Linked DNA regions of Mus musculus: region 2 is linked to region 1. Evidence: chromatin loops called from intact Hi-C (ENCODE). Cell type or tissue: left cerebral cortex. All regions are shown on one strand. Region 1 overlaps Ints6 (integrator complex subunit 6). Region 2 overlaps Serpine3 (serpin peptidase inhibitor, clade E (nexin, plasminogen activator inhibitor type 1), member 3).

What was found. Hi-C counts contacts between places; a loop is a spot of excess contacts. Peaks named below come from ENCODE experiments on the same cell type or tissue, not always from the same donor. Only the 100,000 strongest peaks of a DNase experiment are listed, where the experiment ranks them.
Region 2: it touches region 1 in a loop (2.3-fold over the local background); 2 of 42 quality-filtered maps call a loop at or near these places.

Annotation. Positions count from the first base shown.
Region 1 is chr14:62,741,926-62,749,925 of GRCm38, reverse strand. Ints6 (integrator complex subunit 6) reads left to right here. Exons shown (of 19, transcript NM_008715.2): 4 at 5,928-6,017. Among named protein-coding and RNA genes, the nearest start is that of 4931440J10Rik, 15 kb to the left of the region's middle. In left cerebral cortex, no CTCF peak of the experiment used is centred here; a DNase peak (open chromatin) is centred at 4,004.
Region 2 is chr14:62,681,682-62,689,681 of GRCm38, reverse strand. Serpine3 (serpin peptidase inhibitor, clade E (nexin, plasminogen activator inhibitor type 1), member 3) reads right to left here. Exons shown (of 9, transcript NM_001199945.1): 6 at 6,201-6,301; 7 at 569-655; 8 at 22-105. All of the region lies in intron 18 of Ints6 (integrator complex subunit 6), which reads left to right. Among named protein-coding and RNA genes, the nearest start is that of Serpine3, 22 kb to the right of the region's middle. In left cerebral cortex, no CTCF peak of the experiment used is centred here; a DNase peak (open chromatin) is centred at 3,079.

The DNA of each region.
Region 1 (8,000 bases):
CCAACAGACATGCAAACACACTTGTGAATTTCAAAATAGAAACATCTTTAGTCTTTGAGGAATCTCACATCAGTCTTTTTCTAGGACTGTATATTTTAGGAATCACATTGGTGATGGTTAGTGTGGGGTATATTAGAAAGAAGACAACTTTGGTCAAGGAGTTCAAGAGCAAGATACTCCCTTTTTGTAGCTTTGTGTAGAAAAAGCTATTAATAGGATAAATCTATGCTTTTTTTTCATATGAAGGATATTTTTGGTATATACTGTTTGAAATTTGATTACTTATATATTGAGATACTGTTATGTGGAAAAGACCTCTTAATTTGGTCAGCTTAATGACTTCATAACAAAGCAATTTTTTTTCTAATCCTTATACACGTTTCACAAATGTGTACCTTTAAAAACTATGGAATCTTTCCTATCTGTTTGATTTGCTCAAATATAGTATGTGCTTAACAAGGATCTTAGAAGGGCTATATTTTCTATAAAACTTGATTACTAGTTTTAAATATATGTAAGCAAAGATTTATTACTTGTTAGCTAGTACAGTTTATGACTGATGAATGACAAAACTGATGTTGGTTTGTTAAAAAAATTTTCTTAGTCTAAAGCTGTTGAACCTTGTTAGATTTTAGAGAACGTAAAATATTCCTAAGGGTATTTTGGAACTTCAAGACTAAACACTCAATTTAAAAAAAAAAAAAAAGGGTTTAAAAAGCTTTGAAACTAACCTTGTCTTACCCAGTTAAGATGGACTCTTAAGCCCTAGCATATGAGAACTAATACCCATGTTGTGAATTTTTTCCTTTCAAAAATGTAAAGCTTTTTTGCTAATTTTTGTGATCTGTAATATTGACTATTTTTTCACTATATATAGAGAGCTGTTGTAGAATTCTATGTTTTTAAAATTTTTTAATTTAAAAAAGTAAAAATTATTTTACGTGAAAAGGTGTTTGGGGGAGTATGTGTGTGCTTGCATCACATGTGTGCCTGGTGCCATTGTTGGCCAGAAGAGAGTGTTGAGTTCCTTGAAAGAGTTATATGTCTGTTAGCCTCCATATGGGTACTGGGAATTAAACCAAGAACCTCTGGAAGAGCAGCAGCCAGTACTCCTAACTTTGAGTTGTTTCTCCAGGACTCCTGTGTTTTTGTTTTTAAAGACAGTAATGTGTGTAAATTTATTCTTTTGAGGGCCTGATTGTGGCATGGATGTTTAAAGAGAAGAAACCAGAATCTTCCTATTTTGACATACAATTAAGGTCTGCTTGTTAGAGTATTTAAAATTGAATTTGATTGCTGAGTTCAAGAAATGATTTATGAAGCTGGAGAAGAGAGAGATAGAGTCTGATGAGAGCACTGTTCTTTCGGAGGACCTAGTCAGTTCCCTGCACCTGCATGGCAGCTCACAGCCATCTGTATATAACTTTAGTCACAGGGGATCTGACACCCTATGGTACCAGGCATACATGTGGTGTACAGAAGTATGTGCAGGTGAACACTCGTAAACACAGAGTGAACTTAAAGAAGAAAAAGGGAAAAAAAAAGAAAAAAGAAAGGAAAACAACAACTAGCCAGGCTTTTACCAAGGTAGTGCATGACTGTGGTAGTGAGAACCCAAGGAGATCATTAAACTTGAGGATAGGCTAGATCTGGATGAGGCAAATTGAGTGTTGTCCTGTCTTCATTTACCTGACTTTGAAAATATGTTTATATCTTTGCATTTATTATACTTTTTTGTCATCAAACATATTGCTGCATTGATTTTCCCACATTAATTTTACCTAGTCTCTGTAATACAATTGATATATTAGGTTTTTTTATACATACGACTCGTATTTCTTCAGTAGAATTATCCTCATATCTTCATTTCTCTTTCTGCACCAGTATAAAATCTGTTTGCCTGCTACTAGTTTTTAGGAATTACCAAAACCAATCTGTTAATCTTTTTCAAACTTTAGAATTTAGTTTAAATGCAAGACCGAATTCTTTTTAAATTATTAAATTAGATTTCCCACTTGTTCCTTAAATTAGCTTTTCACAAAGTCAAGAATTTTTTTATTATTATTACTTTTTACTTCTTTTATTTATTTACATTCCAAAAGTTGCCTCCCTTCCTGTCACTCCTCAGAAGAGTTCTTTACCTCACTACCCCAGGGTGCTCCTCCACCTGGCCACACCCCCCCCCCCCCCCCCAGCTTCCCTCTTCCCTGAGGCATCACGTTTCCACAGGATTAAGTGCATCCTCTCCCATTCAGAGACAGCTTCTTGTTAGGTTGTTCAGGCTACCCCTGATCCATTCTGTGGGCTCAAAGCTACTATCTCAGGGGTCCCACAGATATGTAACTGACTGACTTTAAATATGCTCTACAAAACCACTGAAAACCCCATGTTTATTTGAAGGAATGCTTATATAAAGCTTGAAAATTTTTAGTATTAGAGTTTGTAGAAATGAAAGGTTTGGCTACTGAAGGCCTTAGTAGGAAAACTTCATGTAAGAACAGAGATTTAAACGGCTCTTTGGAATGAGTAGGAGTTGGATAGGTCTTAAACAAGGAATATAACAAGTATTTTACTAGAGACAAAACTTAGGTGGAAATGGACATTTCCAACATGTGGCTTTGTGGGAAGATTTGAACTTTTTAGGGTTAAGGATCTGACTATCTCATGTAACTGGTACAAGAAGCTGAACATGAAGAGGGATGCCGGTGATTGTTTCCATTCTGTAGGGATCTTGAGACATTTTAATGCTGTTGTATATTTAGAGTCAGTCTCTATTTGTGTTTCTCTGTCTGTCTGTCTTTCTGCATGTCTGTCTGCATGTGTATGAAAGTGGGTGTGGATGAGGAGGCCAGAGGTCAGTGACATTCCTTGGTTGCTTCTCCAGCTTATTTCTTTGGAACAGAGTCGCTCAGTACTCTCAGAGCTCACCTATTCCGCTTGATTATTTGCCCAGCAAGCCCAAGGAATCATCTTGTTTTTGCCTCCTCAGTGTTGGACTTACAGATGTAAACACTACTTACTAGCTTTTTTTATGTGCATACGAGAACTGTGCAAAGGTGGTGTTCTAACCAACAGAAGATTTCACTTTTTAGAACTTCTTTTAGGCGTCAATTTGAGAAACGTCTACTTACAAGTTTGCCTGACTTGATCAAAATGCTTAGCAGATCTCCCTCCTTTATAATGATTAGATTCTAATCATATAATTACTGTAACTGTAAATTTTATTCAGTCAATAGTATGTGCTATAATATGCCAGGAATCAAGATTAGTAAATGAGAAGGGAAAACAAAAAACCCCTGCAGATGATTTATGCATATAACCCTTTTCCTTACTACTGGAGGTGGTCTGTGGACATTAGCATCTCCCAAACTTGTTGAAAACACTGAATGAACAACTATATTTTACTAAGATCTCCAACTGATTTTTATATCACTAAACTTCATCATATGCTGGTATATGTCAGATCCAGTAAACTTCATTCAATTTTTGCTACCTACAGTAGAGAGTTTAAATGTCTTTGAATTTCTCTCCTTTTTTGAGATAGGGATCTTACTATATTGCTAGGCTAGTCTTGAATTCAGTCTCTTGTTGTGGAGACTGTAAGTATATGTAATGTATAAGCATCTTCAGTTTCAGACAAGTTATACCTACTTGAAATTTCTATATTTGGTCTTCCTGTTTATTCTTTATTATGTGCGCGTGTTTGTGTGTGTGTGTGTGTGTGTGGAGGGCGTTGATTATTAGGTGTTCCCAATGTTTTTGAGACATGGTTTCATTGAAGCTGGAGCACATTGATTTTGGCTAGTGAAATCAATGACTACCTCAAGTAAATGCTTGGAGAGCTTTAGCGGTTTGGCCAGTGAGTTTTAGAGATCTGTTTGTCTTCAGTCCCTTCTGTCTTGGCTGGGTTTACAGTTGTGCTCCATTGTGCCTGGGTTTTTTACTTGGGTACTAGATCTAAACTTAGGTCCTCATGTTTGTGTGACAGCCACTCTACTGCCTGAGCCATCTCCCCAGTCTGTCTCTTTTTTAAGAGTTAACGTGGAGGCTGATTCAGAAGCCTTCATGGAGGGCTGCCTCCAAGTCTGGTAATGTGGCAGGTGGTGGAAGGAGAGAATGAGCTACTAAAGTTGTTCTCTGACTTAACACATGTATGCTGTGGCATGTGTTTCCTTTACCCCCAAATTAACAATGACAGCAACAACAACAACAATAAAAAACAAGATAATAATAAATTAAAGGGCTAATATCGGATGTGCTTAGTTCTCAACTGGGTACCATTTGTATGTAAAAGGCAAGGTTGTGTGTGCTTTTCCCAAAACTTAATAATACCTTGAAATGATCATTGTAGCATTGTGCTAGATTAGGGTCTGAATGGAAGACACTGAAGTATATTCATCTTATAGAGAGCCTTTGATAGCAGCATGCCATTTTGTTTCTTGGCTATCATTGTTTTTATACATCCTTTTCCAAGCATTTACTTGAGGTGTAGTTATCCTTACTTTTAACTCCTTGTCTTAGACTTGTGCTAGTTTTGCTAAGCTGAGGATACCCTAATAATTTTGTGAAATTAGTTTTTGAAGTCCTTTCCATGTACTAGCCACTTGCTGAGACATTATGATTATGGGCACTGTCTTTTTAAAATACTGTTATTTTTCTCCTAGCCCCCTCCCCCCCTAAGGCAGGGGACAAGGGAGCAAGACAATGACTGCCTCTATGCAGGCCTGGAAATCCCTTGTCTTCCTGACTCAGTTCCTTAGTGCTAGAACTTGAGTTGTGTACCATTGCACCAAGCTTTTAGACTGTTTTGTATTTAGAGAGAGCTAGCTTCAAATGCATGGCTAATTTTCCACATGCTGTGATCACAGGTGTGGACCACCATATTCCTAGAGTCTATCTTTATTATTCCAGTTTGTACTATACTTGATTTTAGCCAAAAGACTAAGAGGTGATTAGTACTGGTTTGTGATAGCCTTCAAAAATTCAAATTACTAGACTTCAGCTATGAGGATACTGTTTAAGAAATTAAATATTGGGACTGTAGAAATGGATCAATGGTTAAGAACATTTGCTGGTCTGTCAGATTAGGGTTCAGTTCCCAGCACTCACTTCGGGTGTCTCGCAGTTGTCTGTAAGTCCAGTTTCAGGGCATCTGAACTGTCTTCTGCCTTCCTTTGGCCTTTGTGGCACCAACCAAACACATGATGCATATACATGCATGCAGACCAAACATTATTATGTGTAATATAATTTTTTAAAGAAAATATGCTTTCTAACATACACAAATAATAATGTAAAAACACAAGAGTATATAAAAAAGTGAGAAATCTGTCTTTATATCTCTAGAGCTCAGTACTATTAGTATGTATTCTTTTTTTTTTTTTTTTCTTGGCTTTTTGAGACTGGGTTTCTCTGTGTAGCCCTGGCTGTCCTGGCTGTCCTCTCTGTAGACCAAGCTGGCCTCGAACTCAGAAATCTGCCAGCCTCTGCTTCCCAAGTGCTGGGATTAAAGGCGTGCGCCACCACTGTGTGGCAGTATATATTCTAAAATGTGTTTTAAAATGTACAATATATGATATATGTAAATTTTACTAACAGGAGAGATTGGGTTAGTGAGATAGCATAGTGGATAATAAAAAGGTATTTGATTACTGAGCCTGACAAACTGCGTTTGAGTCTCAGGACCCACATAGTAGGAAAGAACAGACTTCCTGCAAGCTGTCTTCCAACCTCCACACATTCTCTGACATTTGAGTATACACATACACAAATTAAATGCAATAAAAATGTTTTAAAAATGAAAAGGGAGATGATAAACATTCCAGAGGGATTGTGGGCATTCTTTTCTAAGAATTGGTTTTGTAACTAAAGGTTAAACCAGAACTTAAGCCTTGATATCCTTTTGTTTTGTTTTGTTTTGACTTTAGGGAAGAAACCCCTTTTTCTTGGAGCCAGCAATAATAATTACAATCACTGATGGGAGCAAGTTGACTACTACTAGTGGTGTCCAGGATGAGGTAAGTCATGTGAGGTGTGTCACATGGATCATAGATGAAATTGAGACCTATTTGTGTATGTGTGTAATAGGGTATTGGATGCTTTGTAGTACATTTACTCTTTAGTAATTGGTGTAGTTTATAATAATTCATCTCCAGGGTCCTCTACCTTTGTTCATAGCAGTTGTCATTATAATATTTTCTTGAATAGGAATCCTTTCTGTGCAGAGTTTGTAAGTGTACCTCCTGCTTCCATTAAAAACATCAGTTGATAGTGAGGACAGTGTCAGTGCCTACACAATAGTAAAATTCTTATTTTCAGGTTAAAAAGAAAACCAAACAATTCTAATAATTTTCTTATTTTAGCTGATTATGGTGATAGCTTTCTTATTTTCAGGTTAAAAAGAAAACCAAACAATTCTAATAATTTTCTTATTTTAGCTGATTATGGTGATAGCTTTTAACTACAGACAGAACAACTGAAGTAAATAAGCTTATAACAAGGAAATGTTTATTTTAACTCTTCAAAGAGGTTTCAATGTATAATCAGTAGCCTTGAGAGTTTGAGCACTTTGGTGAGACAAGGACGGTGGGACAGTGGGAAAGAATAAGCTGCTAACTTCATGTGGCCAGTAAGCAAAGGGACTACAGTCAGATAACACTTTCAAGATTCTGCTCCAAGTGACCTAGCTTTCTCCGACCAGACCCCTTTTCCCAATGTTGCCAGCATCTCCCAGAGCTTGAGGCCAAGACTTAATACATAGGCCTTTCATAGACATTTCTGCCTGAATCATATGTCAGTTGAGGTTTTTAGTAGAGTCCAGGCGGGAACACACCACCAAGAGTAGATTAAAACTAGAAAGAGTGAAGACTTTTCAACAGTTATGTTTTCTCTTAAGTCAGATGTAGTATCGATAATTCAGAGCTAATGTTAATTACTCTGTAAGTGAATTATGTATGCTGTAGTGTGATAAATCCATTAGGTTAAAGAAAGCAAGCTTTATAGTGTTTTTACTGTATTTGAACTGTTGTTAAGTGTTTTAGTTTTTTCTTAACATGCAAATGCACAGGTGATCTTTTACAGACTCATTACTGTTTGCATTTGTTCTTAGTTTCTATGATTAGAGTTTGAAATGGCAAAGGTACAGATTTTAAAAATTTAGAATTAAAATTTAATCAAAGATTTGGAATTCATTTCCATTCCTGTGACACTGTTGAATATAAATTATATGGAGTCAGAGCATGTGGGTTTTATTCTTAATTCAAGTACTTCCACCGTGAACTTTCTACCAGTTGACCTAATTTTCCTAAGCTCTACCTTATCAATGAAATACTGACAATAATTCTTGATTTCCTTCATAGGGTTGTTGAAATGTGTAAATAATGGATGTGAAAATGTACGGTGGGCTATAAAGACAAAGTGTATTGTGTCATTCCATCATGAGATAATAGAACCAGTGCAGAACTTAGATTACCTAATTTTACTTAGGGGGCAAATGCTAGAATTGCTTTGTTTCAGCAGTTAATATTTAAAAGATTTTAGGAATAAATATTGAGGTAGCACTGAAAAAAAGTAGCCTACTTGATACAGCCTTTTTGAAAGTGAGATGTAATGGGTTACTGGACTTCCTTCTTAGACTTGGTTGATGTGTATAGCTCCTTATAGTTCTGCCACTCATAGTAGTAGACAAGACACTGTATCTATAATCACAAGCAATAGCAATGTTACTTAGCTTGAACCTAGAAACTATCAAATTGACTTTTCTTTCTTAACCATACTAATTTTATTATTTGTATTCATGTTAATTTTATAGAAATTCCACTTCTTTTGATGGTTGTGTTTTACCTTAATGATTTTGATTAAAATATTTCTGTTTTTTTCTTATAAAATATGCCTATTGTAAGGTTATTCATTCAAGGCACTCTTTCTCATGCCTTTTGTAAAAATGCCTTCAGGGATGTAGTTCATCCCAGTATACCTGGATCTGGTTTATTTATAAAATC
Region 2 (8,000 bases), 60 kb after region 1:
TTTTTTTTAAAAAGTCAGTACCTGTGCTGTGTTCTCTCAGAAGAAAGATGAAGGGCCGATCTGCTTTAAAAGCAGAGGTCCGAGACCTCCTCAGCAGCAGCACCGCTGTGAGAAAGAACAGGCCCTGTCAGCATTGAAAAGCATGCAGATAACATAAATGCAGAACATAGGGGCAGAACTTGATTTGTCTTTAAGGAATCATCAGCATCTTAATGACATTCTACCGTGTAGTGTTACAGGAGTGCAAATTGGGAAATTAAAGAGGAAAGCTACTACTTAATCATTCCTGTGTCTTTTTTTTTTTTTAAATAGTATTCCATGACATAGCTCCCCCTTTGAAGGTGGGATACTGTATGATTCCACTCCTTGTTGATGGGGCAATGATACTTGTTAAAAATTAGTATCATTGATTTTCATAAGATTTTGTTTTCTTTCATTTCTTTTAAAATGCTACATCACACTCAGGTTTGGGCTTAAGTGGTATGGTTTATAACTGAAGAGTCACTGGGCAGACATAACAAGGGTCGATCTTGGTGAGCAGCTCCACGGGGCTAAGCGCTGAATGTACCTGTGGCTGCAGAGGACCTGGTACCCTCCTCTGAAAGCTCCATCTTGGCCTTGTGGGTTAGTTGAGAAACGTAAAAGCCATCTTGGCCTAATTCACAAATGACAAAAATGGAAAGTGATTTGTTTACATTTTTGTGCACATAGTGTATGTTTGAAGACTCTTGAGTAAAACTTGAGCATTCAGTGCCACAAGTATATAGGGAGTGATTGTACAGAAAATTGCCAAGTTTTATTTTTCTACAACTCAAAGGCTTTTTTCACTAGTAAGACCTCCCCCAAATTAGTAGAGACTGAATCTCATAGTTTTAAATATTAATATTAAAATCTTTATCCTATATTTCTAAAACTTAGGTAAGGCATTAAGGTTCCCAAGGGTGTATGTTACAAAGTATAACCTAAATATAATTTCAATGAGCTTTTGAGATAATTCTTGTTGGGCTGCAGTTTTTAGGAAGACACTGGTAAGTCAGAGGTTAGTATTAGGAGGATAATCTGGTGTTAAAGTGCCTGCTGTTCCATGACTAGATTCTGTGGAGCTGGTTGGCTAGTTAGCTCACCTTAAGGGCTGGAACCTGCAGAGAAATGTGAGGTTGTAGCTAGATGTGTGTGCTGACAGTTTCAAAGACAAGCTTAGTAAATAGGAATGAGAGAACTTAGAAAGCTTGACAGATTTCTGTCATTGAACAGTTCTCTACAGATGAAATGACATGTGTTGCAGTAAAGAGTGAACTTCAGCATGTAGAACTAAGATTTGAAACTGCTCGGCCCTTCTGTTTCAGAGGGATTGCAAAGTCATCTGGTATGACACACACCCCATCTGAACTGAGAATATCCAGGTTTGACCCAGAGCCTGTTTCTACCCAGCCCTCCTTTTAAGAAGCTGCTGTCTAGTCAGCTGGAGCACACCATCAGAGAGACCTGCATATTAGGAACCATTTTGATGTACTTTAGGGATATGGCCCCTGACAGTCATGTAAGACTAAAATCCAACCCAGGATACTAAAACAATGGGATATCAGGAGATGGTTGTCCCACTTTTCACTGGCAGTAGAGAATGGGCAAGAGCCAGGAAGAAGTCAGTCAGCATTCACTTGGTGCTAGCGGAGAATCAGATTAACAGTGGTCTTTCGTTGCTTGTCTTTGAGAAAAGCAAGATTATCTGTTAATGCTTAGCCCCTTCTAGCTCATTGAGCAGAGTGCCAAAGTCAAAAAGGAGTTTATAAAGAGATGTTTGCCAGTCGAGGGTTTACTGTCTTTGACTTTATGACTTTCACATTGTCTGAACATTTCCATATGATTAAATGAGTGCAGCTTCACTGTGAAACCCCTGGTCAGCTAACATACAGCAAATCCTGTATCTGGATCATTGTAAGAAGTGGGATTGCTACAAATTCATCTTCAGTAGGCTAGGTAGGGCTGTTTCAGTGTCTTTGTAAGGCATGTGAAAAGCTTAAATATCCTTCCTACCCCATTCTAAGAATGGCCCAATGTCTGTTGTCTGTGCATAACCCTTAGACTACTCATTGCCTGTATGCCACCAACTGTCACATCTCTGAAGGTTTTATCTTTGGTTAAGACTTGACATTTTTGTAGACTAGGCTGTGTTCTTCCTTTATCTTCTATTCTGACGGTAGTTGGCCTCCTTTTGTTATGTGGCTATTGAAATGTTATACCATTAATGAAATAACTGGAAAAGGTGAGGTTTTTCCTGGCTGTTGTTTTTCTGAATTGTTAGCATTGTAAAAGGTTATACAACCTGTCGCCCCAAAATTTGCCCTTAGAATCCTTTATAAATGCTGTTCTGTAGGCAGGCTCCTTAATTAGTTAGATGTGAGAGATGCAGGTTAATAGATCCTGTGTCTAGGAAACTTTGTTGGAGCTGCTGATTTGCTAATATTTGCTGTGCAGGACTGCAGTACATGGCTCTCATCCCTGAAGCCACTTCCACCTCTCTTTAACCTCAGTTTACTAACTAAACTTTCTGGAAGGCACATCATAGTCAACTATAAACATCTGTGCCTACATTACATGTTTGTGTCAGCATATTTGGGATTACCCCTCCCACCCCCTACCTAGACTATTAGCTGTAGCAAGTAGGAATTATGGCATGCTCACTTTACCATGCCCAGCTTTCAGCTTTTACATGTGTCAAAGAAATAGTTAATGTGTACATCCAAAGGATGAAGCACACAAGGTTCTTTAAGCAAGGATTTAATTCCCACCACTGGTTGGTAGGTAGCTTTTATGTACTGTTGGCCACACATTTATAAATTGTCTGCATTTGGACCTCAGCTTCTTCCTCATCAGGACAGAGTGGACATCAGTTGCCTCCTTTTGTCCCTGACAATGATTTTCTTTGGAAAGAGCTAGTTGCTTATCTTCTTCCATCGTTTCAGTTAGCTAAGAAATGAAGAGTGGGTGTATATACGCATTGCAGCTAGCCTAGTGTAAGGAAACTGGAGGAATCTTAGATGGCTCACAAACTAACTGTAGTTGGTTGCTTTCTCCACCTTTCTCTACTACTTACATCTTTCTGTGCAGTGTTGACTTATTGTGGCTCAAGTTAATTCATGCACTTTAGACAGTTGGCTTATTCAAGTCCCGTAGGATATAGCTTGCACTATGGACAGAAATTGAAGTTGACTGCTACTTATGAAAGCAAAGACTTAAATAGTTTCTAAAAAGTGTTGAGTTTATATACAACACCTGACCTGGAGGCACAAGTTTATGTCAAAACTTGGTGGTGGTCTTTCAGGAAAGGGATTACCCAGAACAGGTGCCTACCTGCTCTTCTCAGTGAGAGGGAGATTGGAACAATTCATTAGCTATGTGTTCTGTAGGAATAAAAGAGGATTGGGAGGAAGGGTGAGCTACATGGGGGCTCAGTTGAGCTTTGAAATACTTCTTAAATAAAATTATGCCAAGAAGGAGCAGACATGCTTTGTAGCCTGGGAAGGTGAATTGTGATTCTGGCTTTGAACTGAATTGGAAGGTTTTCTTAGGTTTCCTCTGTATTGTAAAACTTGGTAACCCCTTGTTCATTGAGGAGAGGGTGGCTCTGTTTATGATCATTTCTCTAATTAAAAAACAAGCAAACACAAAACTACTCTGCAGATGGGGGTGGTGAGATGGCTCAGCAGGTAATGTAGCTTGCCTCATAAATCTGATGACCTTAATTCAATCCATGGAATCCACCTACAAGTGGAAGGAGAACCTGACTTCCCAAGAGTTCCCCTCACCTCCACATGTGTGCTGAGAGCATGTGCACCCCACTCCAGCATGCACACACAATAAATATGTTTTTAAACCAATATACTGTGTCATTGAGTGGTGGTTCTCCACTTTAGGAATGATGACACTGTTCAGTGATCCTGTCTGTAGAGTAGGCAGAAATGTACTTGGGTACAGGCATGAGTGGTCTTGCTACTGGAAAGAATTTGTTGGCAAGCCATCAATAAAAATATTAATTTTAGCAATCACCAATCCCCTGATGTCCATCTCAGTGACACAACTTCACTACTGTAGCAAGAAAACAGCCTTAGATTAATTTTAATAAATGTAAGTAGCTGCTTTTTTAATAAAATCAGGTGACAGGTCTTAATTTGTTGACAGTGGGAGAAGATCATTGGGTTGCATCAATAAGCATGAATGCAAGCTCCACATTTAGCACATGGCTGGATTATTAAGGAAGTCAGATCTGTGAGCTTATGATTATTTTGGTTTGAACAAACATAAGTAAAATAATTGCATTATATGTAGACCATGTAGGTATTCATAAGACTTGGTGATAGGCTGGTGTGATGGCTCAATCGGTAAAGTTCATGCTGTACAAGCATGAGCACCCATGTTTGATTCCTTTAACCCATGTAAAAAACCAAGGACAAGGGTGCATGCTTGTTTGCGCACTTGAGGGGTGGGGTAAGGGAAAAAGGCAGGGAAGTTTCATAGCTTAATACCCCAGACAGTGTAACCCAACGCCAGTGAGAGATTCTGTCTCAAAAACAGTGGATCACAAGGTATCTTTGCTTATAGTCGTTCTGCAAGATACAGATGAAGACCACTACTGTTTAAGGACACGAGATTGGCATTTGAGTATGTTTTTTTTTTTTTTTTTTTTCAGATTCTGGGGTTTGGGGAGTAAGGTAGGGAATTAAAAATGAAGAAGAGTAAAACATTAAATACAATGGCATGGAAGAAAGGGCCAAAAATAGCTTCAAAGTTACTTCCCCCACCCCCTTCTGTAACTGGCTACTCAATCCAGCACCCTCATATTTTTAATTTGAATGACTAAAAGAGCAATAGAATTTCCATTAGCCACAGGGATACCAAAGCTGAACTCTGAAGCCTTGAGAAGACATAATTGCCCGTTACTGAAAGTAGAATGTGGTAACTTCCCCTGCTTCTGATCATTATGCTGTTTGTTCTACTGTTCCTTTCCTGCAGTGTCAAAGCATGCCTGTCAATAAGGAAAAATTCCAACGAGGCCACCAGTATTGCCTTGTGTCTAATTGTATACCAAGCATTGTGAACACTGCCAAAACTTGACTATTGTCTTACCTATCCCTGTACATTTAGACAATAAGAAGTGGTAGATGTTTGTTTGTTTGTTTTTGGGGGGGTGATGTTGGCGATGGAACCCAGAACTTTCTGCACACTTGGCAAGCACTCTACTATGAAGGCCCACAGCCCCGAGATGGCAAGTTGTTAGTACCCTGATTAGATACTCCCTGTTACTCTTACTTAATAAGTAGCTTGTGGTGGTTCTGTCTGCTCACATCTAAAGCACAAGCCAGGACTTGAAGATCAAACTCCTGTTATTTTCTGTGATTAAGAGGGTGGATTCTGACTAAAGTTTTAGTACCATATGTTCCAGTGGTCTGATGTTTAAAATGGTAACTTTCAAATTCATCAAGTAAAGGCAGTCTCAAGACCAGTGAGATAGTCTGCAAAGTAGAAACAATCCAAGGCTTCCTAGCTTGGCAGAAGTTGAGCCAGTGGTTCCCTCTAAGGTTCCCAAAGTAGATGTTAGCATTCGTTTTCCTTCCGGTGTGCGATGGAAGCTCAGATCACAGGCAAACATGGTTCCTGTTGATCAGCAGTAGCATGTTAACTATGGAAAATATGGAGCATGGATGCCAGGAAAGAGAACATCTTAGTGCAAGGTCATGAAAGCATGGGTAATCTGAGGACTGGGCTAGGGAAAGGTGTGTGTTTATTAGTCCATTACAAAAGGCAGTAAGCGTTAAAGGCAACCAGGAAAGGAAAGGGTAGAAACGGGATGGCCCTGACGCTGGCGTGATAGCAGGGGGCATAATGAAGGTGCTGGTGCTGCCTACAGTCTCCATGAGAGTCTGGTCACGGCAAAGGGAGGCTCTGTATTGCATCCTATGGCCACTTGACGCACTGTGAAGTGGTTTCCAAAAACCATGCTCCTCAAGGAGCACCCCTCACCCAACAATTCTAATCAAAATGTGACTGTTACTAGAAGCTCCACATTCTTACACAAGGTTAACCCCTTTATTTTAGGCAGTGTTTTCTGTCCAAAACTCTGAAATAATAAGGATCCCTTAGAGTATGGCAAAACCCCCAAACATAATACTCTGCAAAGATAGGAAGAATTGAATAATTATTACCTGAAATTCCTTTCAAGTTAGCTTTGAGTGGGTCAAAAAGATCAGTGATACCCCACGATCTTAAAATGCTTTTTACGTCAAATTGATTTTGGATCTTAAACCTGCAAAACAGTGGCAGATGATCAGTTGCCATTTAGAATTCACACTCTTCTCATACATACCACACGAAGTATAAGGTTCTAACCGGAGATCAATGCACACTGGGCCCCCTCCCCACTGTCCTTTTCATTGTTCCTTCCCTTGAATCATACCTGGGACGAACCTGACCCCTCTGGGCTTTCCCCCAGCTTTGTCCATACTACTCATTTGGGACGGCTCTGTTTCCCTGATTGCCTTTAGATAACGCCATTCCTCAGCTGTTACCTTCCTACTCAGCTGTTTTCTCACTTTTTCAAAATGGTACTAGAGATAAGATCCAGGACCTCCTACATGCTAGAGAAATATTCTCTTACTGGAGCTTCACCTCCAGCCCCGTGACTCCTGGTTCTGAAAGCCCAATGTGTATAGTTGAACTCAAGGTGCACAGAAAAGTCTGCTTCCTATTGATACTCTTTATGACACCATAAATAACCTAGAAGCTACCTCAGCTCATTTTTATTAATATTAATAAAATAAATATAAATTAATTAAAATAAATGAATATTGCTGACATGGTGTTAGACATTATGAGAGCTTTGTAGAAATTGCTTCATTTTCATATAATGGCTATTATTATCTCTTAGGTGAAAAATTCAGAGCATAAAGTAAGAAACCTGCCCAAGATGACCTAATGAGTATGTGGTGTACCTCATTCCAAATCTGGGCTCTGGGAATGTGGAGCCATGCCAGCCAGTATCACTCTCACTTGGCTCCTCACATTTGGGTAGAATCTCACACACAGTGGATGTGAATAAATATCTATAGTTCCTTGTATAGCCCCTTGTGTAGCTTTCTCTACTATGTAACACATTTTCATGTTTACTGTGTGCAGTATGTGCCCTTGATATGCAGCAGAAAAAGAACTCAGCCTTTGTTTGCCCAGTAAACAACTGAGATCAGAAAGAATCAGCACACCAACATGACCCCAGGACAAAGCACTTTACATTAGCCATCCAAGAAGCAAACCTTCAAAGAGGATGCTGCTGCTATTTGTCTTTGAAAATTAAAAAAGAAAGAAAGAAATATAATTTGTCTTTTGTATAAACCATGCATAACTTTAGAAAAAGAGGTATGTTGACATTTTTCAAAATATTTGGCTCACTTAGAAATTGTCTTAAGTACAGAAAACATCCTTTTCAAAAAACATAAATGCTAAATGTAATGATTAATGCTATGGACCTGGCTTTTTAGTCTGATTCCTCTCACCAGGGACGTCTTACTTTACAGATTCAGTGGCAAGCTACTTTACCCTATATTCTTATTGTCTGTCTTTGAGAAATAAACACGATGGCAGTAGAATTTAAATAATATTGTGATAATTAAATGAAAATTCTTGTAGTGTTCAGCACAATGCTTGGTGTAGCCTGTGCACTTAGCATTGCGTTTTGACTGTGGTTTCTCAGTAATATTGAGAAAGTTAAAATCTGTTTGAAGCTGACCATGTGGTGGGTGATAAGCTAAATAATATCCTGTTTAAGTGCAGTAAAAGCGACAGGTGAGGTGTGATTACATGTCCCTGCACAGCTATGGAAGCAGAACTAGAAGGAATGAGGCGGCACATTAACTCAAGGAAACAACAACCAGAAAGCTGCCTGCCCTTTACAGAAACTATCAAGGGCATCACAAGAAAAGAAAGCCATAGTCCATATGCTACATAGTAGG